2 separate regions of the Homo sapiens genome follow, and region 2 is linked to region 1. The links are chromatin loops, found by intact Hi-C in ENCODE. Cell type or tissue: GM12878. All regions are shown on one strand. Links, peaks and the distances in the headings refer to the core of each region. The heading gives the core; the rest is flanking DNA.

What was found. A loop is a pair of places that touch in the nucleus more often than their neighbours do. Peaks named below come from ENCODE experiments on the same cell type or tissue, not always from the same donor. Only the 100,000 strongest peaks of a DNase experiment are listed, where the experiment ranks them.
Region 2: a loop joins it to region 1, with 3 times the contacts of the local background. A loop is called at or near these places in 6 of 110 quality-filtered maps.

The regions. Positions count from the first base shown.
Region 1 is chr3:196,600,697-196,616,159 of GRCh38, forward strand. No RefSeq gene overlaps it. Among named protein-coding and RNA genes, the nearest start is that of LINC01063, 24 kb to the right of the region's middle. In GM12878, for the core only: a CTCF peak has its summit at 8,762 (motif pointing right); a DNase peak (open chromatin) is centred at 8,875; H3K27ac peaks cover 418 bases.
Region 2 is chr3:196,830,448-196,845,743 of GRCh38, forward strand. It overlaps PAK2 (p21 (RAC1) activated kinase 2), which reads left to right. Exons shown (of 15, transcript NM_002577.4): 15 at 1-2,200. Among named protein-coding and RNA genes, the nearest start is that of SENP5, 30 kb to the right of the region's middle. RefSeq lists a silencer at 11,552-11,706. In GM12878, for the core only: a CTCF peak has its summit at 7,603 (motif pointing right); DNase peaks (open chromatin) are centred at 4,841 and 7,634.

The DNA.
Region 1 (15,463 bases), core at 4,636-12,635:
ATGCTACTTTGTGTATCTGTGATTTTGACTCCTCTAAACACTGCAGATAAGTGGAATTACACAGTATTTGCCCTTTTGTGACTGGCTTATTTCACTTAGTGTAATATCCTCAAGGTTCATTCATATGTTGTAGGATGTGTCAGAATTTTTTTCCTCTGTAAGACTGAAGACTGTTCCATCGAGCCACGTTTTGCTTATCCATTCATTCGTTGATGGACTCTGGGTTGCTTCCACGCTGTAGCTGCTGTGAGGAACGCTGCTGTGAACACGGGTGTGCAAAGGTCTCTTTGAGGCTCTGCTTTCGGTTCTTGTGGGTCTATTCTCAGCAGTGGGATGCTGAATCATACAGCCATTCTCTGTTTTATTTTTCGAGGAACTGCCAGACTGTTTTCCAGGCTGGCTGCACATTTTACACTCCCACCAGCCGTGCACGAGGATTCCATTTCTCCACGTCCTCACCAACGCGTCTATCTGATGTTTTCGTTTTCCCAAATAGCCATCCTAAAGGGTGTGAGGTGAGGGCATTCTTTATTTGTATTTGCCAAATGTAGCGACCCTAAAGCCCAGCCAGAGACCTCTTGCCGGGCTCTGATGTCACACCTTGCCCATCTAACCCTTGCCTTTTCTGTGTCGCATCCTGGCCTGGACTCCTGGTCCTCTGGTCCTCACCCAGCCTCTCCTCATTTACTGCTGCCCATGCCTCAGTGTGAGACTGTGTCTGGGGCTCTCGTCACCTCTTCTTGCCTTGCTCCCTCTGAGAGCACCTCGCTGGCACCACACTGACAGGTTGGCACCATAGGCTGAGCCTGAATGTAGAAACTGGCAGAACATCAACTCAAAGGAAATGTCCCAAGAGGAGAAAATGTTGAGACAGCAAAAGTCTGTGGCCTAATCTCAGAGCACTCACAGTTATAGATCCCTGACACTTTGCAGGCCAGAAGAAGCTGAATTTTTAGTTATTTGATCCTTTCCCCAGTTAGGGTTCCAGCTTCCTCCTCCTTTCCCTTTTTCAGATACTAAGAACCCACCATGAGCACCACACTGACAGGCCGGCATAGACAAGTAAAACTCTGCCCTCAAGGATCTAGGCCCAGTGAGGAAGCCGAGACCTTTCTAAATAGTTGTAACATATAGAAAATGAGAACAGCTGAAGGAAGTGCAGGAGGAACGCCACATGAGGGCATTTGCGGGTGAGGGAGGGTCCAAGGAACTTTGTGGAGCAGGTGTCATCTGAGCAGAACCTTAAAAGATAAATGGTATTTAAGCATGTATCAATTTGCCAAATAAAATTGTTAACACAAATTTATATTTATTTATTTATTTATTTGGAGATGGAGTCTCGCTCTGTCGCCCAGGCTGGAGTGCAATGGTGTGATCTTGGCTCACTGGAACCTCCACCTCCCAAGTTCAAGCGATTATCTTGCCTCAGCCTCCCAAGTAGCTGGGACTACAGGTGCACACCATCACGCCCGGCTAATTTTTGTATTTTTAGTAGAGACTGGTTTCACCATGTTAGCCAGGCTGGTGATCTAGCCATAGGTGATCTACCCACCTTGGCCTCCCAAAGTGCTGGGATTACAGGTGTGAGCCACTGCGCCTGGCTGCACAAATTTATTAATAGCAATTTACCAATGTTGCTCGCTAAAACTTTATTACTTTTTTTTTTCTTTTTTTTTTGAGACAGAGTCTCGCTCTGTCACCCAGGCTGGAGTGCAGTGGCACGATCTCAGCTCACTCTAACCTCCGCCTCCCAGGTTCAAAAGATTTTTGTGCCTCAGCCTCCTGAGTAGCTGGGATTATAGGCGTGCACCATCAAGCCTGGCTAATTTTTCTATTTTTAGGAGAGACGAGGTTTCACCATGTTGGTCAGGCTGGTCTCGAACTCCTGACCTCATGATCCCCCTGCCTCGGCCTCCCAAAGTGCTAGGATTACAGGTGTGAGCCACCACGCCTAGCCAAAACTTTATTCCTTTTAGCAATTTGTAGAATGTATAGCAATTTAATTTTTACCAAGCTTTCCCAATATTCCATTTATTTATTTATGTTTTCATTTCAGGCAATGTTTATGTCCCAAATGTCAAAAAACATTTTAAGGTTGGTTTTTCTCTTCCAACCATGTTTTTCTGGTTTTAAAAGTAATCTTTATTTTTAATTAATTTATTAATTAAATTAATATAAATTAATGTGATAGAAATTAGGATAATTTAATTACTCTTAGTTAATATGTGCATTATAAGAAACCGAAAAACACAAGAAGCAGAGAACAAGGCCGTCCACAATCACGAGCAGTTTGCAGTTGACCGTGTCCTTCCAGGTCCCGTGTATGTACAGACACAACACCCAGTGGATCGTGCTTTGTCACACAACATTCTGCCCAATTTTAAATCCGTTTTGCTGCCTCCTTGAGATTCTGTGACTCTAGTGGCTTGGTTCCCACAGGTATCTCCCTTTGCAAATCTATGCTTGAAGGTTTCTCTGTCATGCTAAGTCAGTGACTATTATTTTTCAATTCTGACATCTTTGAAATATGCAGAAGAGACCAGGCGCGGTGCTCACGCCTGTAATCCCAGCACTTTGGGAGGCCGAGGTGGGCGGATCACGAGCTCAGGAGATCGAGACCATCCTGGCTAACACGGTGAAACCCCGTCTCTACTAAAAGTACAAAAAAATTAGCCGGGCGTGGTGGCGGGCGCCTGTACTCCCAGCTACTAGGGAGGCTGAGGCAGGAGAACGGGGTGAACCCGGGAGGCGGAGCTTGCAGTGAGCCGAGATCGCGCCACTGAACTCCAGCCTGGGTGACTGAGAGAGACTCTGTCTCAAAAAAAAAAAAAAAAAAAAAAAAGAAATATGCAGAAGAGTAAAGAGAATAACAACAAACACCCATCTGCTCAATGTTCAGCTTTAGCAAATCTTAACCTTTTGCCAAATTTGCTTCAGATATTTTTTTCTCAGAAACGAAATATTACAGATACAGTTGAAGCCTCTTATACATCTATGCCTGTGATTTGACTCCTTTCCCTCTCTCTCCAGAACTTGACACGTGTCATTGCTGTGTTTGTTTTCATGCTTTTCTGTAGTGTGATGGGTCCCCAGCCAAGTTACTAAAGAGTGTGTGTCTGCTGCCTGAACCCTGAAGGCCAGGCCATGAGCCAAGGCCACAGTGCCCAGCAGAGGAGCAGGTGTCCCTCAGAACCAAGCGTCCCGGAGGGTTTCTAAGAAACTACCAAGAAAAACAGTCCATCACTCACACAGTGGGCAAAGAGCCAGAAAATTAGCTTAAAGGCAGCTCAAGAGTGTGGCCGGGCACGGCTCATGCCTGTAATCCCAGCACTCTGGGAGGTCAAGGTGGGTGGTTCACGAGGTCAAGAGATCGAGACCAGCCTGGCCAACATGGTGAAACCCCATCTCTACTAAAAATACAAAAATTAGCTGGGCGTGGTGGCATGAGCCTGTAGTCCCAGCAACTCAGAAGGCTGAGGCAGGAGAATCACTTGAATCCAGGAGGCGGAGGTTGCAGCGAGCCAAGATCACGCCACTGCACTCCAGCCTGGAGACAGAGCAAGACTCCGTCTCAAAAAAAAAAAAAAAAGAGTGGGAAAATGGGAGGCAATGCAGGTCTCTAAAGCTGTCCTGCTACTGCCCAGGAGGCCTTGTATGTAGGTCCAAATAAACTCATCTACTTGCCAAGCTGGACGTGTCTCAGTCATTCTTTGGTCTCTCAGCCTCCTCCTAGTTTGGGAAAAGGTTTTTTGTTTGTTTGTATTTTTTTAATACAATTCCAGGTTTTCTTTGTTATGTTTCTACATATCCATTGATCTATAAAGAAGGCTTAGCATTTTTTGCATATTTCTAAACCATATACAGGATATATACACATGCGTGTGTGCCACGAACCGTTTATGTCCTCCTGCAACTTCGTGTTCTTGTGATTTATCCATTCCTAAACATAGAACTGTTACTTCTTTTTTAATTGCTGTACAGCAGAGGTCCCCAAACCCCAGCACAGGTGCACAGCCTGTTAGGAAACTGCGTCACACGGCAGGAGGGGAGCAGCAGGCGGGTGAGCAAGTGAAGCTTCATCTGTATTGACAGCCGCTCCCCATCACTCGCATTACTGCTTGAGCTCCGCCTCCTGTCCGATCAGCGCCGGCACTAGATACTCATAGCTATGTGAACCCTATTGTGAACTGAGCATATGAGGGATCTAGGCTGCATGCTCCCTATGAGAATCTAATGCCTGATGATCCATCAGTGTTTCCCATCATCCCCAGATGGAACCGTCTAGTTGCAGGAAAACAAGTGCAGGGCTCCACTGATTCTACATTATGCTGAGTTGTATAATTATTTCATTATATCTTACAACGTAATAATAATAGAAATAAAGTGCACAATAAATGTGATGCACTTGAATCATCCCAAACCATCCCCCACCCCCAGTCCATGAAAAAATGGTCTTCCAGGAAACGGGTCCCTAGTGCCAGAAAGGTTGGGGACCGCTGCCGTACAGTATTCCATTTCACCAACATACTACCGTCTATCAATTCTTCTGTTCACGACCATTTAGGTTGTTTCCAATTTGTGATTACAAACAAAGCTGGAATGAATTCTGTATGTATGTGCTCTAGTCTCTAGAATATACATTATGAGAAGCGGCATTCTCAAGTTCTGGCTTATGCTCATCTCCGCCTTTGTTAGATATTGCCTCATTGTTCATCACCATCAATATTTCTGTTTATCAAGCAAGGGACGAGGGCAAGCAGCAAAAATAACACATGGTACAGGTATGTTTCAACCTGCAGGTGTGAGGGGATGCATATAGTGCCCAAGATTCTCACCATTTCATGGGGAAGAGTGCTTAGGCTAGGCATAGCTGGACACATCATGTGTTCTGTACAAGAGAGGGAATATAAAATTCCTTGTTGTCTCACGCATTTATAAAGTATTATGGAGGGCAGGCGCCGTGGCTCACGCCTGTAATCCCAACACTTTGGGAGGCTGAGGCAGGTGGATCACCTGAAGTCAGGAGTTCAAGACCAGTCTGGCCAACATGGTGAAACCCCGTCTCTACTAAAAATACAAAAATTATTCATGCGTGGTGGTGGGCACCTGTAATCCCAGCCACTCGGGAGGCTGAGGCAGGAGAACTGCTTGTACCTGGGAGGCAGAGCTCGCAGTGAGCCGAGATCACACCAATGCACTCCAGCCTGGGCAACAGAGCAAGACTCTGTCTCCAAAAAAAAAAAAAAGAATTATGGAGGAATCAGAGATCATCTGACCAAGGTGTCTTTGCAATTCAGGTTTCAGCCTTTCTGGCCTAAGAAATAATGTTAGAAACAACCCAATAATCCAGACAGTTTATACATGAGGGGGTTTGTGGCCCTCCCTGAAGAGCCAGCTTATTGCTAGGTTACCTGAAAAAAGACTCACAAGGGTCATCCACTTAACAAACTTGTTTATCCCTCTGCATTACACCTCTGGCCCTGGCGATTTATTAAACAGGCTTTCCGACCCAGGGCTTGTATTAGTTGACAACATCGTGACAAGTTTGCATCATGGGCCATGAAAGGCATAAAAGGTATTTTGAGGCTTCTGTCCATATCTGTAAAACAAAAGGAGAAATAGTCTTTAAAACATTTTTAATATAGGTTTTTAATCTATCTAGAATTTATTTTTGTTATGGAGAAAGTAGAAATTTCATTATTAAATACATACTGTTAATATTGTATCCTGCTCCTATTTATTGAATAGCTTATGCTTCCATTGATTTACAGTGCCTCCTCTGTCACATATCAAGTTTCCATATGTACATATACATGGGCCAGCTCCTGGACTGTCTGATTCTTTTGGCCTCTTTGTCTACACATAGGCTAGTACTATACACTCTTAGTTGTTCTCACTTTATAATCAATCTTAGGGTTTTTGTTTTGTTTTAGAGTCACGGTCTTGGTCTGTCACCCAGGCTGTGGTACAGTGGCATGGCCATAGCTCACTGTACCCTTGAACTCTTGGGCTCAAGAAATCCTCCCATCTCAGCCTCCCTAGTAGCTGGGACTTCAGGTGTGCACCATGACACCTGGTCAATCCTTTTTATAGATCTTTTATAATGTTTTAAATAAGCTTTTTTCTAGGGCTGGAGTCTCACTATGTTGCCAAGGCTGAGCTCGTATTCCAGATCTCAAGTGATCTTCCTGGGATCGTAGGCTGGGATTACAGGCATGAGCCCTGTGATCACGGCTCACCGCAGCCTCTGTCTCCTGGGCCCAACTCCTGATCTTGAACTCCTTGGCTCAAGTGATCCTCCCACCTCAGCCTCCCAAGTAGCTGGGACTACATGCACACACCACTATGCTGGCTAATTTTTTTGCATTTTTTTGTACAGACAGGGTTTCACCACATTGCCCAGGGTGGTCTTGAACTCCTGGGCTCACGCAATCCGCCTGCCTTGGCCTCCCAAAGTGCTGGGATTACAAGCATAAGCCAGGGTGCCCAGCCCCAGTCTTCATTTTGAAAGAGCAATTCCCTCAAACTTTTGGTTTTAAAAAATTGTTTTGGTTATTCTTGGCCCTTTACTCTTCTATATAGATTTTAGAACGTACCTTGTGAAGTCACCTGGAAGTTCTGTTGGGATTTTTATTGAAAATTGAAAATATAAATCAATATGCATGTTGAATCAATAGACTTGGGAAGAATTGGTATCTTTATGATGAAATGCATTCTCATCCATGACTGTAGCATATCTTCATCATCTTTTATGTCATTCAATATTGTCTTTGAAGATCCAATAAAAAGATAGGGTTCTCTGCTTGGGTTTGGCCCCTGTAGAGGCCAAAATATTATCTTTATTGCTGGTAGCGACCAGGTTAGAGGACGTAGCTTTAGGTCTGTTAGCTGAGTGTTTAGTAGATCAAGGCAACAAATATACAAACAATTTGATAAACATATATATATATATATAAAACACCGCCAGCAGTTTGCTCCCCAAAAAGAAAAGCAGAACTAACATATCCAGATTATTCTTCCTAAATTTACTATTTAACATCACTCTGTCCTCCAAGGAGCAGAATGAGTAAAGAGGCAGAGAGACTGAGACTATCACACCAATAGAGGTCCTTGAAATGAATGGAAATCTTAGGAGTAGGAACTAAGCATGCTTTCCTCACAGGCATCTAAGTTGTTTGTGTACAGATCCTTTGCCCATTTAAAAAATGAGTAATTTGGCCGGGTGGAGTGGCTCATGCCTGTAATCCTAGCACTTTGGGAAGTCGAGGTGAGCAGATTGCCTGAGCTCAGGAGTTCAAGACCAGCCCGAGCAACATGATGAAACCCCGTCTCTACTAAAAATATTTAAAAAATTAGCTGGGCATGGTGGTACACACTTGTAATCCCAGTTACTTGGGAGGCTGAGGCACAAGAATTGCTTGAGCCTGGGAGGCAGAGGTTGCAGTGAACTGAGATTGCACCACTGCACTCCAGCCTGGGTGACAGATTGAGACTCTGTCTCAAAAATAAAAAATAAAATAAACTAAAATAAAAAATGCGTAATTTGTCTTTTTATTGTTGAGTTGAAGTCCAATTTATTTACTTCTTTTGTCACTTGGGCTTTTGGTTTCATATCTAAGAAACCATTGTCTAGTTCAAAGTCACAAAGATTTACTCCTTTGTTTTCTTCAAAGGGTTTTACAGTTTGATCTCTCACATTTAGGTCTATGAGAATTTAGAATTATTTTTTTGTTTATGGTGTGAGGTAGGAATTCAACTTCATTCTCTTACATGTGGATATTCACATGAACTATAATCTGTTCAATCATTTCTCCTTTACTGTTATTTTCTTCTGAGGCTTTTAAAAGGGGATATATTAGAGACCCAATGTATTGTCTCGATTGCCTAGCTGATGTCACATATTTTTTACTTGAAAAAATGTCTTTATCGTGTTTACTGCTCTGTCTTGTGTTAATTCACAAATTTTCTCTTTGTGCTCAGTATGGAGTTTATTCTATTAGATTTTAAAAGTCATTAAACATATGTCATGTTCGTAAGATTTCTAACCCATTTTTTTCTCATTTAAAAATAAACTAATGAATTTACTATTTTTGAATATGAAACATAGGCACACAGCACAGAATTCAAAGAATAAAAAATACAATGATGAGGTTATTGGCTTTAAAAATATTTACCTGTTCTTGTTTCATTTTTGTTAGTTCTTGTTTCATAACTTTGTTATAATGTGTGTTATTTATAGAGCTATAAGTGTGTGTGCAGGGGGAGTTGGTAGAAGACAACATAGGTCACAGCCTGTGCAAGGAAGAATAGTGGGAGACAGAAATAAAGAGGTAAGTTGGGGTCAGTTTGTGGACTTTGGAATAAAAGGGAAGAAAACAGTTGTCGAAGAGTATGAAGCTTATTATCTTAGCCATGTAGTCTTTGAATAATTTTTTTACCACTTAATAAACATTGTGCTTTAAGAAGGCTAAAATGCTTCAGATATACCAAAGGGAGGAGATGGGTAGTCTAGGCCTCATTAAAAGGCTTCCATCTCAGGTGGGTACCCAACCACCTTATACTTCCTTGACCCCTTTTCACAGGCCTGTATGCTGATTATAAGCCAGACGTTTCAGACATTTTGTGAAAAGATTTTAGTGTCTGGCTATATTTAAATGCTCTGTTTTATCACTTACCCTTCAAAGTCCCCTCCTCTCCTGCCCCTGATGTGGCCACTCTGAAAGGAGTCCCTCTCCCCGGGATCCAACAGTGTTCTCCCAGCAGGGGGCAGCAGCGGCACATGTCAGGTGCCCAGGGGAGGGTGGGGTGCCAAGGGGTGCCCTGTGGGGAGGAGCTTGCATGAGGAAACACATGGAATGGAAAAAGTAAACTAGTTCCTCAGTCCCACTTCAGAGTCAAACCCGCACCTGTGGTGAGTTGAGCCACAAATATGTTTTCTCTAAAGCTGGCAGCCGTTTATTTTGGAAGGAGGAAGATGCACTCAATACTATTGAGGACCTGGCTTTTTTTTCTTTGCTTTTTCCTAATTTCTTATCCTCTGCTTCGGCCATAAATGTTCTAGTTTCTCTCACTCTTCTCTTTCCCTTCCTTCATGTCCAACATTTTCCCATTTTTTTCCCAATGGTCAGGAGTATAGGTCTGGCCAAATAATCACCTTCTAGTAATAAGAATATTTCTGGAAATAAGAAACACAGCATAAGGGAAGGGAAAAGCTGGTTGGCTCCCCCAGTTCCTCACCTACCCCAGAGGCATCACACTGATCTCCAAGACTATCATCACCCGGAAGGCAAAGGCCTCTCACAATTTCTTACACATCTCTATGTTCCCCACTCACTTGCTAGACTGGATGAGAACATAGACACCCACCTGCAATCTGGTCTATAGCTTTGTCCACACCCGCATGGCATGTGGAGAAGGAATGCCTGGGGGTAGGACCTGGGGGGCTGGGGATCAAAACACTGTAATGAGGGGTAGTTTTGCAGAAATCCCCAAAAATGTGATCCTAGGACCTTCTCACTGCTTCTCCCTGAAATCCACTGTTACAATGCCCTTATACTATCTCGGTATCTAGGTGTACCACAGTAGAGGCAGCGTGGTAACTGTGTGACCTCTAACCTAGTCCCACCATGGCCAAGGTGACAAACATGTACATGGGAGTTTATCATCTTGGGCGTGGTTGAACTAGGTTAGAGGTCACATAGTTAATTTTGGGCAAGTCACTTGCCTTCTCTGGGCCTCAGTTTTCTTTTCTTTTTTTTTTCTGAGACAGAGTCTCACTCTGTTGCCCAGGCTGGAGTGCAGTGGCGTGATCTCAGCTTACTGCAAGCTCCACCTCCCGGGTTCATGCCATTCTCCTGCCTCAGCCTCCCGAGTAGCTGGGACTACAGGTGCCCACCACCATGCCCGGCTAATTTTTTTGTATTTCTAGTAGAGACGGGGTTTCACCGTGTTAGCCAGGATGGTCTCGATCTCCTGACCTCGTGATCTGCCCGCCTCGGCCTCCCAAAGTGCTGGGATTACAGGCGTGAGCCACCACGCCCGGCCCTCAGTTTTGTTATCTATAAATGGGTATTAATAATGCCTTTCATAAATATCTCACAGAGGACGGGCGCAGTGGCTCATGCCTGTAATCTCAACACTTTGGGAGGCCAAGGCTGGAGGATTGCTTGAGGCCAGGAGTTTGAGACCAGCCTGGGCAACAAAGTAAGACCCCATCTCCACAAAAAATAAGAATTAGCTGGGCATAGTGGTGCATGCCTGTAATCCTAGCTACTTGGGAGGCTGAGGCAGGAGGATCCCTTGAGCCCAGAAGGTGGAGGCTGCAGTGAGCTGTGATCGTGCCACTAGACTCTAGTATGGTGACAGAGTGGCGCCTTGTCTCTAAAATATAATAAAAATAAATACCTCACAGACGTGAGATACTCAAGTAAGATAATAATGTGAAAAGTTTGCATTTATGGTGGAGTGTTTTTAAAACATTATTTATCATTACTAGCTCTTTTTCAAGAGCACTTTGGCCCTTGTCTCATGGGCATGTTGCTTGAATTTCAGCCAAAGGATTAGGTGTTGGGACAAGTTGGCTTAAAAACATCTTTTAAAATTTATTTTAATTTATTTTTAGAGATATGGTCTCTCTATGTTGCCCAGGCTGGTCTTGAATTCCTGGCCTCAAGCCATCCTCCTTGCCTCAGCCTCCCAAAGTGCTGGGATTACAGGCATGAGCCACCAGGCCAGGCCAAAAATTTCTTATCTTTAATTATTACGGATACATAATAGTTGTACGTCTTTCAAATTGAACTCTTGAGGGGTCCAGGGCCATTGAGAGGAAAGACAGCACAGAACCAGGTGGATTTATTTCTAGGGATTTGGCTCCTAGCCCCTTGTCAGGGAAGGTGGCTTCTTTCTTTCCCTGGGGCCAAGAGAGACTAATAGGGAGATGTATCTCTAGAATCCTAGGTCTGAATGAGACGCCAATGGGTCATTGGTTTTAGGTGTTTTTTTGTTTTTGTTTTTGCCCCTCAGGTAAGGCTACATCGAAACCACACTAAGAGGATCAGAAAGAATATATGTTAAATGTTTCCAAGGAGATTCTATATTCTTTCCAGGTAATTCAGGACTAAGGATGTTTTACAGCGAGTTCTTCTTTTTAGCCTTTTGGCTGCAATTGAGGGTTGAAAATGCTTTGAGGGTAGTCTATTCATCTTTATATCCTGTCCAAACCCAGCACAAACAGGCCCTAGGGTCCCGTCTATTGACCTGAACTGCATTGTTCTGCTCTGCCTGGAGCTAGGAAATATGCTGGTCACTATTTTTTGTTGGCTTTAAATATAGTATTTGCAAAGTTCAAAACAAATCTTATGATCATTTGGCTTGTGGCTTCTCTCCTAAATCTCCCTCCTTTTAGAATGGTCAGGATGGGAGGAGGACGTGCCAAGACTGAGCTTCTGTTTCTTTTCAAGGACAGTCCCTGCAATGGCTTCGTTTGACCTACCCTCCCTTTTCTTATCAAATGAAATCAGCTACCACAGGAAATTGACTTCTCCAGATTGTAGGAGACAGGAAGCAGCACCACAAAGCAGGTTCCAGGGAGGGAAGGCAGAGATGAGAGAAACAGCTCGAGTCCCAGCTCGGTCAGTGCCTGGCCCCGGCCTCGCTTTCCGCCTCTCTGTCTCATTCTTACCATCTCTAGCCTCACCTACCCTTCTTCTGGGTCCTGGTGTCTGAGGCTGAAAGGCGCTGTAGAAGTCTCCAAGGCCAGCCTCCCTCCCCACTCAGTCACTCCCAACAAGCCTTCCAGCCTGTGCTTGACCCTTCCAGGCATGGAAATTTTACTGCTTCCCCTAAGAAACCAGCTCTGTTTTGCCTTTTATCCATCTGAAACCTCCCTCCTCCAGTGTTCTTCCACTGGCCTCACTTTTCCTTGGGACAGCCCTTTCCATACCTGAGTCTCCAGGCTAAGCCCTCCCGGGGAGGTCTCTTGGTAGAGGCATGAGTTTCTCAGAAACTCAACCAGAGGGAGTCAGGAAGGGGTCTAAGCAGGAAGGAAAAGGTGAGAACAATGCCATCGTGGGCCCTTTCCTTGCCAAGGAGTTATGTGTGGTGGCTTTAACTTGATGTTTAGTACAACTTCAACGTGCTTTTCTTCTCCTGCATGACTACTGCCTTGTGGGAAGAGTGTCTTCTCTTTTAGCTCACTTCATTAATTTTTTATGAAATATCTAAATACATATATAAAGGTGTCATGACATTCCACTCCTAAATACTTCAGTGTGTATCTTTAAGACGTAAGAATATTGGCCGGGAGCGGTGACTCATGTCTGTAATCCCAGCACTTTGGGAGGCCAAGGTGGGTGGATCACCTGAGGTCAGGAATTCAAGACTAGCCTGGCCAACACGGTGAAACTCCATCTCTACTAAAAATACAAAAATTAGCCAGGCGTGGTGGTGGGTGACTCCAATCCTAGCTATTCCAGAGGCTGAGACATGAGAATCACTTGAACCCGGGAGGCGGAGGTTGCAGTGAGCCGAGATCACACCATTGCACTCCAGTGTGGGTGACAAAGCGAGACTTTGTCTCAAAAAAAAAAAAAAAAAAAAAAAAAAAAAAGAATATGTTCTGCATAGCCAAAATCAAAATATAACACCCAACAAAATTAACTATAACCTCCCGACATTATTTAATACTTAATCCACAAAATTTCCCCAGTTGATTCCAAAATGTCCTTTACTGCTGTTTTGTTCAAACCAGGATCCAATCCAGGACCACGCATTTCATCTGGTTGTTATGGAACTTAGGGCTCTTTTATGGATGATGCTGATAAATAGAAGGAAGCTTCATTGTTAAAGTGCTCTCTTTTTAAAAATTCATATCAGGGCCAGGTGCAGTGGCTCACGCCTGTAATCCCAGCACTTTGGGAGGCCGAGGCAGGCGGATCACCCGAGGTCAAGAATTCAAGACCAGCCTGGGCAATGTGGTAAAACCCTGTCTTGACTAAAAATGCAAAAATTAGCCGAGCATGGTGGTACACACTTGTAATCCCAGCTACTTGAGAGACTGAGGCAGGAGAATGGCTTGAACCCAGGAGGCGGAGGTTGCGGTGAGCTGAGACCACGCCGCTGTTCTCTAGCCTGGGCAACAGAGTGAGACTCCATCTCAAAATAAAATAACATAAAATAAGTAATCAGGCTGGGCACAGTGGCTCACTCCTGCAATCCCAGCACTTTGGGAGGCTGAGGGGGCAGATCGCTTGAGGCCAGGAGTTTGAGACCATCCTGGGCAACCTCGTCTCCTCAAAAAATACAAAAATTAGCTGGGCGAGGTGGCGCATGCCTGTGGTCCCAGCTACTCGAGAGGCTGAGGTGGGAGGATCCTTTGAGTCCAGGAGGCAGTGGTTTCAGCAAGCCGAGATCATGCCACTGCACTCTAGCCTGCGCCACAGAACCAAACCGTCTAAAAAAGAAAGAAAGAAAAAAGAAAAACCAAACAAAATACATATCATATATCATCAACATAGTTCATTACGCCATTATTATATCATCAGTATAGTTCACATTACACATCACATGACAGTGGTACCACTCAGACGCCATGAACCTTCTACTTGAGACAGTTAAATTCAAGAATAATTTTTTTGGCCGGGTGCGGTGGCTCATGTCTGTAATCCCAGCACTTTGGGAGGCTGAGGTGGGCGGAGCACCTAAGGTCAGGAGTTCGAGACCAGCCTGGCCAACATGGTCAAACCCCATCTCTACTAAAAATACAAAAATTAGCTGGGTGTGGTAGCCGGCGCCTATAATCCCAGCTACTTGGGAGGCTGAGGCAGGAGAATTGCTTGAGCCCAGAAGGCAGAGGTGGCAATGAGCCGAGATCATGCCACTACACTCCAACCTGGGCAACAGAGCAAGACTCCATCTCAAAAAAATAAGATTAAAAAAAAAAGGATAAATTTTACAAGACTCCATCTCAAAAAAAAAAAATTTTTTTTTTTTTTTTTTTTGAGATGGAGTCTGGCTCTGTCACCCAGGCTGGAGTGCTGTGGTGCAATCTTGGCTCACTGCAACCTCTACCTCCCAGGCTTAAATGTTTCTCCTGCCTCAGCTTCCCAAGTAGCTGGGACTACAGGCGCATGCTACCACATCCAGCTAATTTTCGTATTTTTAGTAGGGACGGGGATTCACCATATTGGGCAGGCTGGTCTCAAACTCCTGACCTTATGATCCGCCTGCCTTGGCCTCCCAAAGTGCTGGGATTACAGGTGTGAGCCATAGTGCCCAAGAATAATTTTTTTCAAGAAGTATTCAGTCTATAGAGTCCCAGTAACAGAGGTAATAAACATACACATGGTAGTATTTCAAATTCATGAATTTGTTCAGCTTGGGAGCAATGGGAATTTAGCTTTTTCTTTTATCTTTTTTTTTTTTGAGATGGAGTCTTGCTCTGTTGCCCAGGCTGGAGTGCAATGGCACAATCTCGGCTCACTGCAACCTCTGCCTCCTGGGTTCAAGCAGTTCTCCTGCCTCAGCCTCCCGAGTAGCTGGGATTACAGGAGCCCGCCATCACACCTGGCTAATTTTCGTATTTTTAGTAGAGATGGGGTTTCACCATGTTGGTCAGGCTGGTCTCAGACTCCTGACCTCTAGTGATCTGCCCACCTTGGCCTCCCAGAGTGCTGGGATTACAGGCGTGAGCCACCGTGCCCAGCCTAGAGCTTTTTCATGTTTATTTATTTATTTATTTATTTATTTATTTATTTATTTTCAGAATAACCTGAAATTTATTCTAGTTATATTGGAAAAAAGAAAATCCTCAATCACTATCCACATCATACAACATACCAATTCTGACTCAAATGCCGACCTACATTTTTTTTTTTAGACTGATGGGGTATATGCGCATGTTTGTTACATGGTTTTTTGTTTGTTTGTTTGTTTTTGTTTTTTTTCTTTTTTTTGAGACAGAGTCTTGCTCTGTTGCCCAGGGTGGAGTGCAGTAGCACGATCTCAGCTCACTGGAACCTCTGCCTCCTGGGTTCAAGTGATTCTCCTGCCTCAGCCTCCTAAGTAGCTGGGACTACAGGCACCCGCCACCACGCCTGGCTAATTTTTGTATTTTTTTAGTAAAGTCAGGGTTTCATCATGTTGGTCAGGCTGGTCTTGAACTACTGACCTCAAGTGATCCTCCCACCTTGGCCTCCCAGAGTGCTGGGATTCCAGGTGTGGGCCACCGCACCTGGCCACATGGGTTATATCGCATTATGGTGAGGACTGGGCTTCTGGTGTACCCATCACCCAATAGTGCACATTGTACCTAATAGGTAATTTTTTGCCCCTCATCCCTCCCACCCTCCCCCCTTCTGGAGTCCATTCCATCTTCATGTCCATGTGTGCCCATTGTTTAGTTCCCACTTAGAAGTAAGAACATGCAGTATTGGAGTTTCTGTTTCTGAGTTAGTTCACCTAGGAT
Region 2 (15,296 bases), core at 2,689-10,688, 230 kb after region 1:
ACCAATGAAATAGAAAACCAACGAGATGAGAAGACTGTGATCCTCATGTACTCAGAGGCACTTCCCTCCTAAGTCAAAGACCATCCTCACTGACTATGTGCCAACGCCTCGTTTCAGGCTTGTGACTCAACAAAGGGCTTTTCCATTGATAGAAGCAGTTTGGGATTTGTAGTTGCGACTTCTTCGATAGTTACCTGCACGTCCATTGCTGGCAACTGACTTGTCATTAAAACCTGGCTCTTTGGTTAAGGGAGCTACGCTGTGGTTTATTCTTAAGTTACGTGGATAAACTAACCTCTAACAGAAATATACTTTGGTTAATTTTGAAATGTGTCATTTTTAAACAATCTTAAAAGTAATACAGAATTGTGATTTATTAATTTTAAAACATTCAGAACTTGTTGAAAGAAAAATTATATCTGAATCAAGATTCATGTTTTTTATTTTTATTTTTTTTGATACAGAGTCTCACTCTGTCACTCAGGCTGGAGTGCAGTGACATGATCTCAGCTCACTGCAACCTCCGCTTCCTGGGTTCAAGCAATTCTCATGCCTCAGCCTCCTGAGTAGCTGAGACCACAGGCACCCGCCACCACACCCAGCTATTTTTTTGTATTTTTAGTAGAGACAGAGTCTCACCACATTGCCCAGGCTGGTCTCCAACTCCTGAGCTCAGGCAGTCTGCCCACCTTGGCCTCCCAAAGTGCTGCAGTTACAGGCGTGAGCCACTGCACCTGGCCTCATGTTTTTTAAATAATTGCCTTTTATATTTACCCTTTTTGTCATCACTTTAGAATGAAAATTCCCATTTAAATCTGAAAGTTACCTTAATAGTCCTCTTGTGTTATTAGGACAGTATTATTATAGTACTTATTTATTTTATTTTAGATTTAAAGTTATCTTCTCTTTTTCTTTTTTCTTCTGCTGCTTTTAGGGACAATTAAAACTGGGAAACTATGAAACATGGAACATTTTATCCTACCTGAAAGTAAACGAGTAATTGTGAAGCATAAGACACTGAGGCTAATACAACTCTGTCTTCATGTGTTGACTGCCTGGCACATAGTATTCATTCTCTTCCCTTTAACATAGAAGTGTCCAGCTGCGTACAGTCTAGTAACCAGCAACTGTAAACGAACCTGTGCCTCTAACAAGCGATTCTAAACCACCTATGAGTATTTCTTTTAGGGCTCACTTAAATACATGTTTGTATATACTGTATTCTAGCCAGAATAATTTTAGATCTGATCAGGTAGTAGCTAAAATTAGAAAAAAACAAAATAGATGCTTAAAGAATTTGCATCCATTTTTGAGTCTAAATCTTTTAAAATATACTGAGATCCACATCTAGTGAAATGTCAGTGTCAAAATATTATAGATTATAGCTAAAATCCAGATTAATACTCATTTGGGGTTTTTTATAGTGGAACTTCATAGTAATACAAAAAGCAGATTGTCTTCCTGTCTCCGCTGCTCCCACAGTAGGTATTGAAACTGGTAAAATCAGTTTTTTGATAGTGTGTGTATATAAGAAAAAATAGATACACACATTCTTTTTTCTCAGTCAACACATTGATTGAACACTCTGGCAAAGATGCTGTGGTGGATGAGGTTGGAGTTCGAAAGAAGAAGCAAGCGCTGGCCTGGCCTTGAAAGAACCGAAGTCTTTCCCATTCACTTCTCTAGAAAGCTGCCAAGACAGAGGCAGAAAGAAATGGATGATAGTTCTGTCAAGCACACTTCTGTTCTCTTAGAACTTAGAAGTGTTTCTAAGAGAACAGAAGTAATAAGAGAAACAGTTACGTGTGGAATTCAACATCTTTGGTTGGAACGCATTGGCTTTTTTTTTCTTGTTTTGATAGAAATGGAATTAAGCAAAAGTAGTTTTTGTCTTTTCTGTTGTCTTCAAATTTTATGCCTTTTATTTTTAATTTAATCCCGTTCAATTATTTAATTGTTATACATTGACATTAACTGCTGTATTTTGACTTTGTTCAATAATTTTGTTCTTTCAGGGCTAGAAATAAACTTTTTAAAAAAAGTGTGCATTTTTCCCTTTCCTAAACTTTTATTCTTTCTTTTGATCAGCGTAAAAGAATATTTTAATGTCTTTTGATAGCATAAAAGAATATTTAAATGTCTTAATAGGTTTTCAAAGAACATTTAGTATTTTTAGTGATAAATGTTTTAAACCTTTTAATGGTGTTGTGCCATCATTTTGAATTTATTACAAAGCTCCAAAGTAGGAAGGTTTCTAGAAATGTGTGGGCAGTAAACATGAAGTTTTCCTTTTTTTTTTTTTTTTTTTTTTTTTTGAGACAAGTCTCACTCTTTCTTCCAGGCTGGAGTGCAGTGGCGCCATCTCAGCTCACTGCAACCTCTGCCTCCCAGGTTCAAGTGATTCTCCTGCTTCGGCCTCCTGAGTAGTTAGGGGAAGTTTTCCCTTTCTAAATCAAGTTCAGAATAATTTTCTTTATCAATGTTTCTCTATCAGACCCAGGGAAACAGTTCTGATTTGAACACACACCTTGCTGGAGTAATAAAAACCTGATCAGAATTTCTGTGTTAAGTGAACCAAGAAACCTTTTAGAGTGCAATACGTCGTAAGGCATCACTTCATTATGTGAATTAATTTGGAATCTTAGGTACCCTAACATAGGGAACAGCCACAATAATGGTTTACTATCAAAAAGCATAAAATAAGGCCAGGCGTGGTGGCTCACACCTGTAATCCTAGCACTGGGAGGCTGAGACTGGCGGATTGCCTGAGCTCAGGCAGGAGACCAGCCTGGGCAACATGATGAAATCCCATCTCTACTAAAATACAAAAAAAAATCAGCCAGGTGTACTGGCACATGTCTGTAGTCCCAGCTACTTGGGAGGCTGAGGCACAAGAATTGTTTGAACCCGGGAGGTGAAGGTTGCAGTGAGACAAGATCATGCCATTGCACTCCAGCCTGGGTGACAGAGCAAGACTCCTGTCTCAAAAAGAAAAAAAAAAAAAAAAAAAAAAAAAAAAAAAAAAATATATATATATATATATATATTCTGGGTGAGAAGGGGAGGCAATGACTTTGAAATGTATTTGTTACACTATATGGCTGTTTCGTCTTGTTCTAACATTTATATTTCTTTGAACTAATAGCAAATGCTCAAAGCATTGCCTAAGAAAACTTTTAAAAGCCTGTGGTTAATTTCAGAAGCTCTATCTCTAGGGCTTGGCGGGAGGATGGCTCGAGCCTGGGAGGCAGAGGTTGCAGTGAGCCAAGATGGTGCCGCTGTACTCCAGCCTGGGTGACAGAGCAAGGCCCCTGTCTCAAAAAAAAAAGAGTTGGTAATTGCCTATATCTCTATAAAGAGAATTTTATAGTCTCAATAATCCTGATTATAGCTGTTTTACCCATACATCTTAGTTTGGGGTTAGGGAAAAAGACTAAAAATGCTGCATTTCTGGGAAACAATTTGTTCAGAAAATGACAGCATTTATATAAACTTGTGAGTTACGTGAAGAGACTGCTGATCTTCGCCGGGCGCGGTGGCTCCCGCCTGTAATCCCAGCGCTTTGGGAGGCCGAGGCGGGCGGATCACGAGGTCAGGAGATCGAGACCATCCTGGCTAACGTGGTGAAACCCCGTCTCTACTGAAAATACAAAAAATTAGCCGGGCGTGGTGGCAGGCGCCTGTAGTCCCAGCTACTCGGGAGGCTGAGGCTGGAGAATGGCGTGAACCCAGGAGGCGGAGGTTGCAGTGAGCCGAGATCGCGCCATTGCCCTCCAGCCTGGGCGACAGAGCGAGACTCCGTCTCAAAAAAAAAAAAAAGAGACTCCTGATCTTGAAAGGAATGACGCCCGTGGATACGTCATCTCTGGATAGTTGTTAGAAGGTGCCCGTTGCATTCCCTCGTTCATCCGTCCCAGTTTGCTCTGGAGCAGATGCAAACGTCTCACCCTCGTAGTGCTGTAACAGGCCAGATAGAGTGACAGTGCCAGATAGAGTGACAGTGCCATACATTTCTGTTTTTCATTCTTAGACCTGTAGGTATGTACAGCACAGCATCATCAACGCGTTGCCAAAAAACTATTTTCCTCCAATTCTTAATAAACTACTTCACTTTGACTTCTATATTTAAAATAGAAGTATAGGGCCAGGCGCAGTGGCTCACACCTGTAATCCCAGCACTTTGGGAGGCCGAGGTGGGTGTATCTATCACCTGAGGGCAGGAGTTTTAAGACCAGCCTGGCCAACATGGTGAAACCCCGTCTCTACTTAAAATAGAAAATGAGCCGGGCATGGTGGCGGGCGCCTGTAATCCCAGCTACTCAAGAGGCTGAGGCAGGAGAATCGCTTGAACCCGGGAGGCAGAGATTGCAGTGAGCCAAAATCACACCATTGCACTACAGCTTTTTGAGACTCCGTCTCAATAAAATAGAAGTGTACCATTTTCAAAACCTAGTTGATCACGGCCATAAAATTAAGTAATATCTAACAGTACAATCCAACTGTGATTGCTTTAATATATTGTCAGTAAAATCTTTAAGGAGTTTCAGGATTGAAACTAGAAGACATCTTAGTCACATTCAATATTCCTTACATTTTAGTACACTTTACGATTTGCTGCTAGTATCTTTGTTGAGCTGTTTTTCAGTAAACTAAAAATCTTAATCATTTGAGGTTTTAGTATAGATACTGTCACTGTTTTGTTCACACTCTTGGTGCTGTAGGAGTGTAAATGACCATCTCATTTGTTCATCTGTTCATGCTCTATTGGAGCATGCCGTAAGACTGTGGTGTCATTGAAAGTGACCTTTGGCCATGGACTGTTGGATATGTGGATCAGCTACTTTCATATAACTTGCATTGTCAGCAAATACTTTTCCACTTCCCTTCAGCCCTGCGTATTTTACCACGGATAAACGGTGTTCCATTATGCGCCTGCTCTGTCCCATTTCCGTAGTGTCTTTTTTTTATGACAAAGCACAGCTGGTCAAGGTGTTATCATGGGTCTGAGTGCACGAGTGTTTGTTGCTGCACGTTCCCCATCCAGTCACTAAGCAAGACACAGAACTGTATGAAAGCTTATTTTTACTTAGTTTCATCTTAGAGTCACATTTGAACTTGTGAGTTTCTTTTAAATGAAACTGTGTTTAATTTTGAGATTTGCTGCTAGGGGGAGGACTCCTTACGCTTTTTGAAGTTAGTAACAGCCCTCTCTAGTAGAATGTGCACAAAAACGGTTAATGTGAATTGGTGGGCTTGTTTCTGTGCTTTGTTTTGAGTGATAATACAAGGGCCTACATCATAGGGGGTTTTCAGGGTTAAATTCATTCATTTCAAATAAAATATTTAGAATGATGTCTAGCACAAAGTCAACATTTGATAAATGTAGTCTCCTCTCATTGCTTTTTTCCCCTCTGATATTGCGGGAGCAGATGCAGAAGTAACAGGATGCTGCACAGAGCTATTTGCACTTTTCTCCCATCTCTCGTATTTAAAAAATGGATGCATTATGGAAATTATGCTGCAAATATTACACAGCTTTTTTTTTTTTTTTTCTAACACAGGATCTCACTCTGTCGCCCAGGCTGGAGTGCAGTGGCACAATCTCGGCTCTCTGCAATCTCTGCCTCCTGGATTCAAGCGATTCTCCTGCCTCAGCCTCTGAGTAGTTGGGACTACAGGCACGTGCCATTACCGCCCAGCTAATTTTTTGTATTTTAAGTAGAGGCGGGGTTTCACCATGTTGGCCAGGCTGGTGTTGAACTCTTGACCTCAAGTGATCCACCCGCCTCAGCCTCCCAAAGTACTGGGATTACAGGCGTGAGCCACCACGTCTGGCTGTTCCACAGCTTTACACAAAGAAGGCCCCCAGTACATCCCTATTTGGTCACACAGTGTGAAATTGTGTATTTTACAGTATTGCATAGTTGGCAATATGAGACTGTGCATTGTAGTTTGGATAATCACTTCCCTGAAGGGATATTGCAGATAAAAAAGTTTAATTTGAGAATTGGTTCTTGAAGTTTTTGTTTGTTGTTTTTTGAGACAGAGTCTCACTCTGTCACCCAGGCTGGAACGCAGTGGCATGATCTCTGCTCACTGCAACCTCCGCCTCCCGGATTCAAACAATTCTCCTACCTCGGCCTCCCAGGTAGCTGAGACTACAGGAGTGAGCCACCACACCCAGCTAATTTCTGTATTTTAAGTAGAAGCAAGGTTTCACCTTGTTGGCCAGGCTGGTCTTGAACTCCTGACCTCAAGTGATCCACCACCTCAGCCTCCCAAAATGCTGGGATTACAGGCGTGAGCCACCACACCCAGCTGTTACAGAGCTTTACACAAAGAAGGCCCCCAGTACATCCCTATTTGGCCACACATTGTGAAATTGTGTATTTTACAGTATTGCATAGCTGGCAATATGAGACTGTGCATTGTAGTTTGGATAATCACTTTCCTGAAGAGAGATTGCAAAGAAAAAAATTTAATTCAAGAATTGGTTTTTGAAGTTTTTGTTTGTTTGTTGTTTTAAATAGAGACAAGGTCTCACTATGTTGCCCAGGCTGGTCTCAAACTCCTGAACTCAAGTGATCCTCCCGCCTCGGCCTCCCAAAGTGCTAGGATTACAGGTATGAGCGACCACACCCAGCCAAGAATTGTTTTATGTATCTATTAGAAATAAGTTTGTAAACCACAGGTTCCAAAGTGTTAGTACCTTTAATGTAACAGGAAGTTCAGTGTTTGTCAGTCTGGGGTTGTCCTGGGACAACCAGGGAGTCCAGCAACCCCACCAGCACTTGGGACTCCACGTTGTCACTCTATCATTCTTAGCATGTAGGCCTGTATCCTTAATGCCTGTTGCAACATAGATACTAGATGGCTGGTGCACCTCCAACCTCTTGTCCGGGTGTCAAGCAGGAGAAAGAGAGATGGCAAAAGGCAACGTGGAAAGCACAAGGGAGTAGTGCTTATATCGAGAGAACACAAATTTTCCCAGAAACCCTCAACTTCTGTCCCACTGGCCAGAACTGTCATTTGGCACCTCATAGCTGCAAGAGAGTCTAGGGAAGAGTGTTTCTCCAGATAAAATGAGACTCGTTAGTGAAGAAGGAGGGATGGAAATAGTATATAATTGTGACTACTATAGTTTGAGTGTGAAAATTGCTCTATTGGAATTTTTTTGTAGCTCTTCCCCTACTATTTCTACAGAGCACTGCCCCGTCTGTTGACTCCTTTGATACTACATGGTTGATGGGGTGCTCACTTTTAGATATGAGAAAAGGGGCTAGAGCATTAATCTCTTCAGTGTTATCCAGGTAGAATTTCAGCTCTTCTGGGTTAAGGAACTGGAAACTTTTCAACTCTCTAGGCCTCATCTCAGCTAGAGAGCTAGTTTTGAAGAAACGTAATTGCTTATGAAGTCATAAATGCAGTTTAAATGTAATTGGCAGTGTTGCAAGTTTAGTGATCCATCGTGGGAGGAGACCACAAGTATCTGCTACAAATTCCTGATTGAGCAATTGATTGATTTAGTTTAGCAGGAGCCTAGGTGACCCTGAGCAAATAGTCCTTCATGGGTGTTCCTGGCCCCTAAGTGTCCTCTAGGGGGTGCTGCTCCCACTGTCATGCTCCTCAAAGATGGAGCCTGCCAGAGGTGAAAGCCCAATTCCTGCCATTGCCCTGCTATCCTCGGGTTTATGTCCCATTCTGGAAGAACTCAAATGTAACATTATTCAATGTTACAAGCAGTCTCACTGTTCAGAAACATGGAGTTCTTTTGGTTCTTGAGTCAAACTTGGTATCAGCAAAGCTACATTCTCATAGGGAGAGAAAACAAGTCTGGGTGTCTCCCCAACTTCCTAGTGCTCCAGAGAGCCTGGCTCCCTGTAATAATTCTTATTCTTAAAAAAAAAGTAACTACATAATAGAGAAATACATTCTGATTTATAAAATTTCAGCCATTCAGACAAAAGAAAGCCTCTTCAATCCCAGTCCAAGTCCCCGTTCCAAAGGAAATCTCTTACTAGTTTCCATCTTTTCAGACCTTTCTCTTTGCATTATACCTAGATACTGGTCAGTTTTGTAGACCAAGCAGTTCTTGAAGGCTGCAATCAAAGACAATTTATGTTTGTTTCCCTCTCTTCTAACCCATTTTACAGGGGTAGTTCTTCCCCATTCCCTGGATGAAATTTAGAGCAAACACCCAGGCAGTTTTACCAATGAGTTCTAAGAATATTCAAAGAAAAAATTCCAATCCTGCACAAAGTATTTGAGGATATAGAAAACATTCCCCAAATTCTATTATAAGGATGGAGTAGCCATGATACCAAAATAATTGAAGAAGAAAATTATAGGATAGGCCAGGCGCAGTGGCTCACAACTATAATCCCAGCACTTTGGGAGGCTGAGGCAGGTGGATCACCTGAGGTCAGGAGTTTAAGACCAGCCTGGCCAACATGGTGAAACTCCCTCTCTTTAGCTGGGCATGGTGGCATGCACCTATAATCCCAGCTACTCAGGAGGCTGAGACAGGAGAATCACTTTAACCCAGGAGGTAGAGGTTGCAGTGAGCCGAGATCGTGCCGTTGCACTCCAGCCTGGGCAACAAGAGTAAAACTCCGTCTCAAAAAAAAAAAAAAAAAGTATAGGATAATCTCATAAATACAAATGTGCAATTATTAAATATATTACTAGCAAACCGAATCTAGCAATGTATGAAAGAGGTAGTGCATCCTAAACAAGTAGGCTTATGCATGTAAAAATCAAGATAATTTACAGTATTAGTAGATTATCTGGGCATCTCAACAGATTAAAGAGAGTGGCTGAGCCCAGTGGTTCACACCTGTAATCCCAGCACTCTGAGAGGACAACACAGGAGAATCACTTGAGGCCAGGCTCAAGACCAGCATGGGCAACATAGTGAGACCCTGTCTCTAAAAAACCTAATAAAAAAACATTAGCCAGGTATGGTAGCACACCTATAGTCCTGGCTACTCTGGAGGCTGAGCTAGGAGAATGGCTTGAGCCCAGGAGTTCAAGGTTGCAGTGACCTGTGATTGCACCATTGCACTCCAGCCCACATGACAGAGTGACACTGTCTCTTAAAAAAAAAAAAAAAAAAGCATTGGCTGGGCACGGTGGCTCACGCCTGTAATCCCAGCACTTTAGGAGGCCGAGGTGGGTGGATCACCTGAGGTAAGGAGTTCGAGACCAGCCTGACCAACATGGTGAAACCCTGTATCTACTAAAAATACAAAAATTAGCCGGGCATGGTGGCATGTACCTGTAATCCCAGCTACTCGGGAGGCTGAAGCAGCAGAATCACTTGAACCTGGGAGGCAGAGGTTGCAGTGAGCTGAGACCTCTCCATTGCACTCCAGCTTCGGCAAAAAGAGCAAAACTCCATCTCAAAAAAAAAAAAAGCATTTAGTAAAATTCAGTATCAATTCATGATTAAAAATATATATTTTAGCAAATTAGGAGTGAACTTTTTTTTTCCGAGATAGAGTCTTGCTCTGTTGCCCAGACTGCAGTGCAGTGGCATGATCTCAGCTCACTGCAACCTCCGCCTCCCAGGTTCAAGCAATTCTCCTCCCTCAGCCTCCCGAGTAGCTGGGATTACAGGTGTGAGCCACCACACCTGGCTAATTTTTGTATTCTTAGTAGAGACGGGGTTTCACCATGTTGGCCAGGCTGGTCTTGAACTCCTGACCTCAGGTGATCCACGTGCCTCGGCCTCCGAAAGTTCTGGGATTACAGTGAAGCCACTGTGCCAGCCAGGAGTGAACTGAATCACTTGAACCCGGGAGGCTGAGGTTGTGGTGAGCCGAGATCACACCATTGCACTCCAGCCTGGGCAACAAGAGCGAAACTCCATCTCAAAAAAAAAAAAAAGAATTTGAAAGCAATGGCTGGGCACAATGACTCACGGCTATAATCCCAGCACTTTGGGAGGCCGAGGCAGGTGGATCACCTGAGGTCAGGAGTTTGAGATCAGCCTGGCCAACATGGTGAAACCTGGTCTCTACTAAAAATACAAAATTACCCGGGCGTGGTGGTGGGCACCTGTAATCCTGGAGGCTGAGGCAGGAGAATCACTTGAACCTGGGAGGTGGAGGTTTTAGTGAGCCGAGATCACGCCACTGCACTCCAGACTGGGCAACAGAGTGAGACTTGGTCTCGAAAAAAAAAAAAAAAAAAGGAATTGGAAAGCAAGATAAAATCTCATTATTTTCAGATAAGGTTGATATGATAAACTATTAAAATTAAGAAATTTAGCAAGTTTGCTGTATGCAAAATCAGTGTGCAAGAGTCTATTATATTGCTAAGCACTAGCAACAAATAGAACACATAATCTTAAAAATCTACCATTTATAACAGATCAAAAATACAAAGTACCTAGAAATGGTCACTCCTGTAATCCCAGCACTTTGGATCACCTGAGGTCAGGAGTTCCAGACCAGCCTGGCCAACATGGTGAAACCCCATCTCTACAAAAATACAAAAATTAGTTGGGCATGGTGGCGTGCGCCTGTAATCCCAGCTACTCAGGAGGCTGAGGCAGGAGAATTGCTTGAACCCAGGAGGCAGAGGTTGCAGTGAGCCGAGATCGCACCATTGCACTCCAGCCTGGGGTGATGGAGTGAGACTCTGTCTCAAAAAATAAATAAATAAACAAAAAGGGAGGATTTTACTGAAAGATTTTAAATGTTGGATTGGAAACTATTTTATGGATAGTTGAAATTGCACTTCAAAAGAGAAACAATTTAATTCAATTTAAGCCAGATAAATGAAACATTGGTTCAAAGTCAGAAATACATAGTCCTCTAAATTTTAGTATAAAGAGACACTTTACAGAAGCCATAAAGTAGCCTGTAGAGGCCAGCACCGGGGCTTATGCCTGTAATCCCAGCACTGTGGGAGGCTGAGGTGGGTGGATCACCTGAGGTCAGGAGTTCAAGACCAGCCTGGGCAACATGGTGAAACCCTGTTTCTACTAAAAATACAAAATTAGCCGGGTGTGGTGGCGCACTCCTATAGTCCCAGCTACTTGGGAGGCTTAGGCAGGAGAATCGCTTGAACCCAGGAGGTGGAAGTTGCAGTGAGCTGAGATCATGCCATTGCACTCCAGCCTGGGCACAAAGAGTGAAACTCCATCTCAAAATAATAATAATAATAATAATAATAATAATAATAATAATATTCAAAAAGGAGAATAGTTGGGAAGCCTATAAATTTCAGCCTATCCTAATTCAGGGATCCTGCTTCTAGGAGGAAGAAAAAAAGGCATCCAATAGAGATGAATGAACGTTGTATACCCCCTTTGCCTCCTTTTCAGGATAATTTAGTGCAAACTTTAATACTCGCCATTCAGATGCTCTTCAGTCATAACTCCTAAACATGCTGAGGGCCTGTTGTGTGTCTGAATTAGTGGATAGGGAAATGAGGCACAAAAGGCAATTTTGAAGACTGGCCTCTTTCAGAATTGCAGAGTTTGGTGGACTTTATTTTTTTCTTTTTTTGGGGGGTGGGGGGCGCAATCTCACTCTGTCACCCAGGCTGGAGTGCAGTGGTGTAATCGGCTCACTGCAAGCTCCGCCTCCCAGGTTCAAGCGATTCTCCTGCCTCAGCCTCCCCAGTAGCTGGACTACAGGCGCCCACCACCATGCCTGGCTAATTTTTGTATTTTCAGTAGAGACGTTTCAGCATATTGGCCAGGCTGGTCTTGGACTCCTGACCTTGTGATCCGTCCGCCACAGCCTCCCAAAGTGCTGGGATTACAGGTGTGAGCCCCTGCACCTGGCCTTTGGTAGACTTTATATTGAGGAGCTTTTGTGGCTGAGTAAACTCTGGACTTTTGGAAGGAGAAGAGGTAGAAAGGTGTTCATGGAAAGGGACCCAATCCCCCAGGAGAGGGTTCTTGGACCTCATGCAAGAAATAATTCCAGGGGAGTCCACGGAGTAAACTGAAAGCAAGTTTATTAAGAAAGTAAAGGAATAGGGCCGGGCGGGGTGGCTCACACCTGTAATCCCAGCACTTTGGGAGGCCGAGGCAGGCGGATCACCAGGTCAAGAGATCGAGACCATCCTGCCAACATGGTGAAACCCCATCTTTACTAAAAATACAAAAATTAGCTGGGAGTGTTGGCATGCGCCTGTAATCCCAGCTACTCGGGAGGCTGAGGTAGGAGAATCACTTAAACCCGGGAGCAGAGGTTGCAGGGAGCCGAGACTGTGCCATTGAGCTCCTCCTGCCTGGGCCACAAGAGCAAAACTCCGTCTCAAAAAAAAAGGAAAAGAAAGGAATAGAGCACGTCTGCTCCATAGGCAGCGCGGCAGCTTGGGCTGCTTGACTGAATATACTTACAGTTATGCTAAACAAGGGGTGGATTGTTCATGAGTTTTCCAGGAAGGGGGTGAGCAATTCCCGGAACTGAGGATTCCTCCCCTTTTTAGACCATACAGTGTAATTTCCTGACGTTGCCATGTCATTTGTAAACTGTCATGGTGCTGGCGGGAGTGTCCTTCAGCAGCTAATGCATTATAATTAGCGTCTAATGAACAGTGAGGACCACCAGAGGTCACCTCATTGCCGTCTTGGTTTTGGTGGGTTTTGGCTGGCTTGGTAACACATCTTGTTTTATCAGCAGGGTCTTTATGACCTGTATCTTGTGCTGACCTCCAGGCCTCAGCCTTATTTTAACCAGTCCTTATTCAAGATGGAGTCACTCCGGTTCAAACACCTCTGACAAAGGGATAAAGAAAAACGTGGTCTGCAGATTGTTGCAAATGAACCTAAGCCAGGTTTGATCATGCCTCATTTTTGTTTGGTTGTTTTTTTCCTTTTTTTTTTTTTTTTTGAGACAGGGTTTCACACTGTCACTCGGGCTGGAGTGCAGTGGTGCGATCTCAGCTCACTGTAAACTCCACCTCCCAGGCTCAAGTGATCCTAACACCTCAGCCTCTCAAGTAGGGACTACAGCCACCACACCCGGCTAATTTTTGTGTTTTTTTGTAGACGGGTTTCACCATGTGACCCAGGCTGGTCTTGAACCCCTAGCCTCAAGTGATCCACCGCTTCAACCTTCTAAAGTGCTTGGATTACAGGTGTGAGCCACCTCACCCGGACATGCTTAGGTTGTTTCTGTAAAGTTATAGCTACCTATGGAGTTTGAGGTGGTGAGGGTTAACTAACTTCTGACAACCCCCCTGCCAGATTATAATGAAAGCAAGTCGCAGACCAAATCTTGTCACACACCTGAAAGCTCATTTAAGCAAACATTTGTCAGCAAAAGTGTTTGTTCAGCCTATCCTGTAGCTCACTATAATCCATGCTCTCTGTCCCAAATGCTCTGTCCACAACTTTGCATGAAAAGTTCACTTGAGGCAGAGAGGGAAACGTGCCAGGGGCCAGGATTCTGTTACCCTTAAAGATGGCATCATGTAACCAGACATCCTCTTAACTAGTGGCTGGTCACAGGATTATGTAACGATGGAGCCCTGAGGGCCATTCCTAAGGGGTCGCGTTGCTGACCTCACTAGATTCTTACACCTTGTTTATGCAAAGGCAGCAGGAGTCTCTCAAATAACTTTAGCCAATGGAAGGATCCCGAACACCTTTCATTTCACTGATGAGAGCCCACTGATGACCTCATTACCAATTAACAAGCAACTCAGTTCATCAGGAAACAGCCATTTCTTTTTCCATTTATTTATTTATTTATCGAGACAGTGTCTAGCTCTGCTGCCTAGGCTGGAGGGCAGTGGTGTGATCATGGCTCACTATAGCTTTGACCTCCTGGGCTCAAGCAATCCTTCCAGTTCAGCTTCCTGAGTAACTGGGAGCAGAGATGCTCGCCACTACAGCTGGCTACTTTTTTTATTTTTTGTACGGATGGGGTCTCACTATGTTGCCCAGGCTTGTGACTGCACAATGGGTTCCCCTTGCCCGTTGCCTAGGCAGAACTGATACCTCACGACAGGGGAACTGCAGTACAGAAAGAGTAATTCACGCAGAGCCGGCTGTACAGGAGATCGCGGTTTTATTATTATTCAAATCAGTCTCTCCAGGCATTGGGGGATCAGTGTTTTTAAGGATAATTTGGTGGGTGGGGGAAGGCCAGTGAGAGAGTGTTGATTGGTTGGGCCGGAGAGGAAATCATGGGAAATTGAAGCTGTCTTCTTGCGCTGAGTCAGTTCCTGGGTCGGGGCCACAAGATCAGATGAGCCAGTTTATCCATCTGGGTGGTGCCAGCTGATCCATCAAGTGTGGAGTCTGCAAAGTATCTCAAGCGCTGATCTTAGGAGCAGTGTAGGGAGGGTCAGAATCTTGTAGCCTCCAGCTGCATGGCTCCTAAACCATCATTTCTAATCTTGTGACTAATGTTAGTCTAGTCCCCCGGCAAGAAGGAGGTCTGCTTTGGGAAAGGGCTGTTACCGTCTTTGTTTTAAACTATAAATTAAGTTTCCCCCCAAGTTAGTTCAGCCTACGCCCAGGAATGAACAAGGGCAGCTTGGAGGTTAGACGCAAGATGGAGTCGGTTAGGTCGGATCTCTTTCACTGACTCAGTTACAATTTTGCAATAGCGGTTTCAGGCTGATCTCAAACTCCTAGGCTCAAGTGATCCTCCCGCCTCGGCCTCCCAAAGTGTTGGGATTACAGGTGTGAACCCCCACACCCAGCCAAAAAATCTATTTCTGATCATCACTCAGCTTGTTAACTGAGCCTCAGGCGTTGATTGAGATGTAGATAATAGAAATGCTTGCAGTACTGCACTCCAGTCTGGAACAACAGAGCAAGACCCTATCTCTTAAAAAAAAAAAAAAAGTGCCAGTAGTAGCTGCCTCTAGTGTGTAAGTAACCTTTCTGACTAGACACTGGCTACCCTTATGTGTGAATTTTCTTTCTTTCTTTTTTTTTTTTGAGACGGAGTTTTGCTCTTGTTGCCCAGGCTGGAGTGCAATGGTGTGATCTTGGCTCACCACAACCTCTGCTTCCCAGGTTCAGGCAATTCTCCTGCCTCAGCCTCCTCAAGGCTCACTTGAACCCGAGTAGCTGGGATTACAGGCATGCCGGCTAATTTTGTACTTTTAGTAGAGATGGGGTTTCTCCATGTTGGTCAGGCTGGTCTCAAACTCCTGACCTCAGATGATCCACCTGCCTCGGCCTCCCAAAGTGCTGGAATTCCAGGTGTGAGCCACCGTGCCCGGCCTTCTTCTTCTTTTTTTTTTTTTAAGACAGAGTCTCGCTCTGTTGCCCAGGCTGGAGTGCAGTGACACAATCTCAGCTCACTGCAACCTCT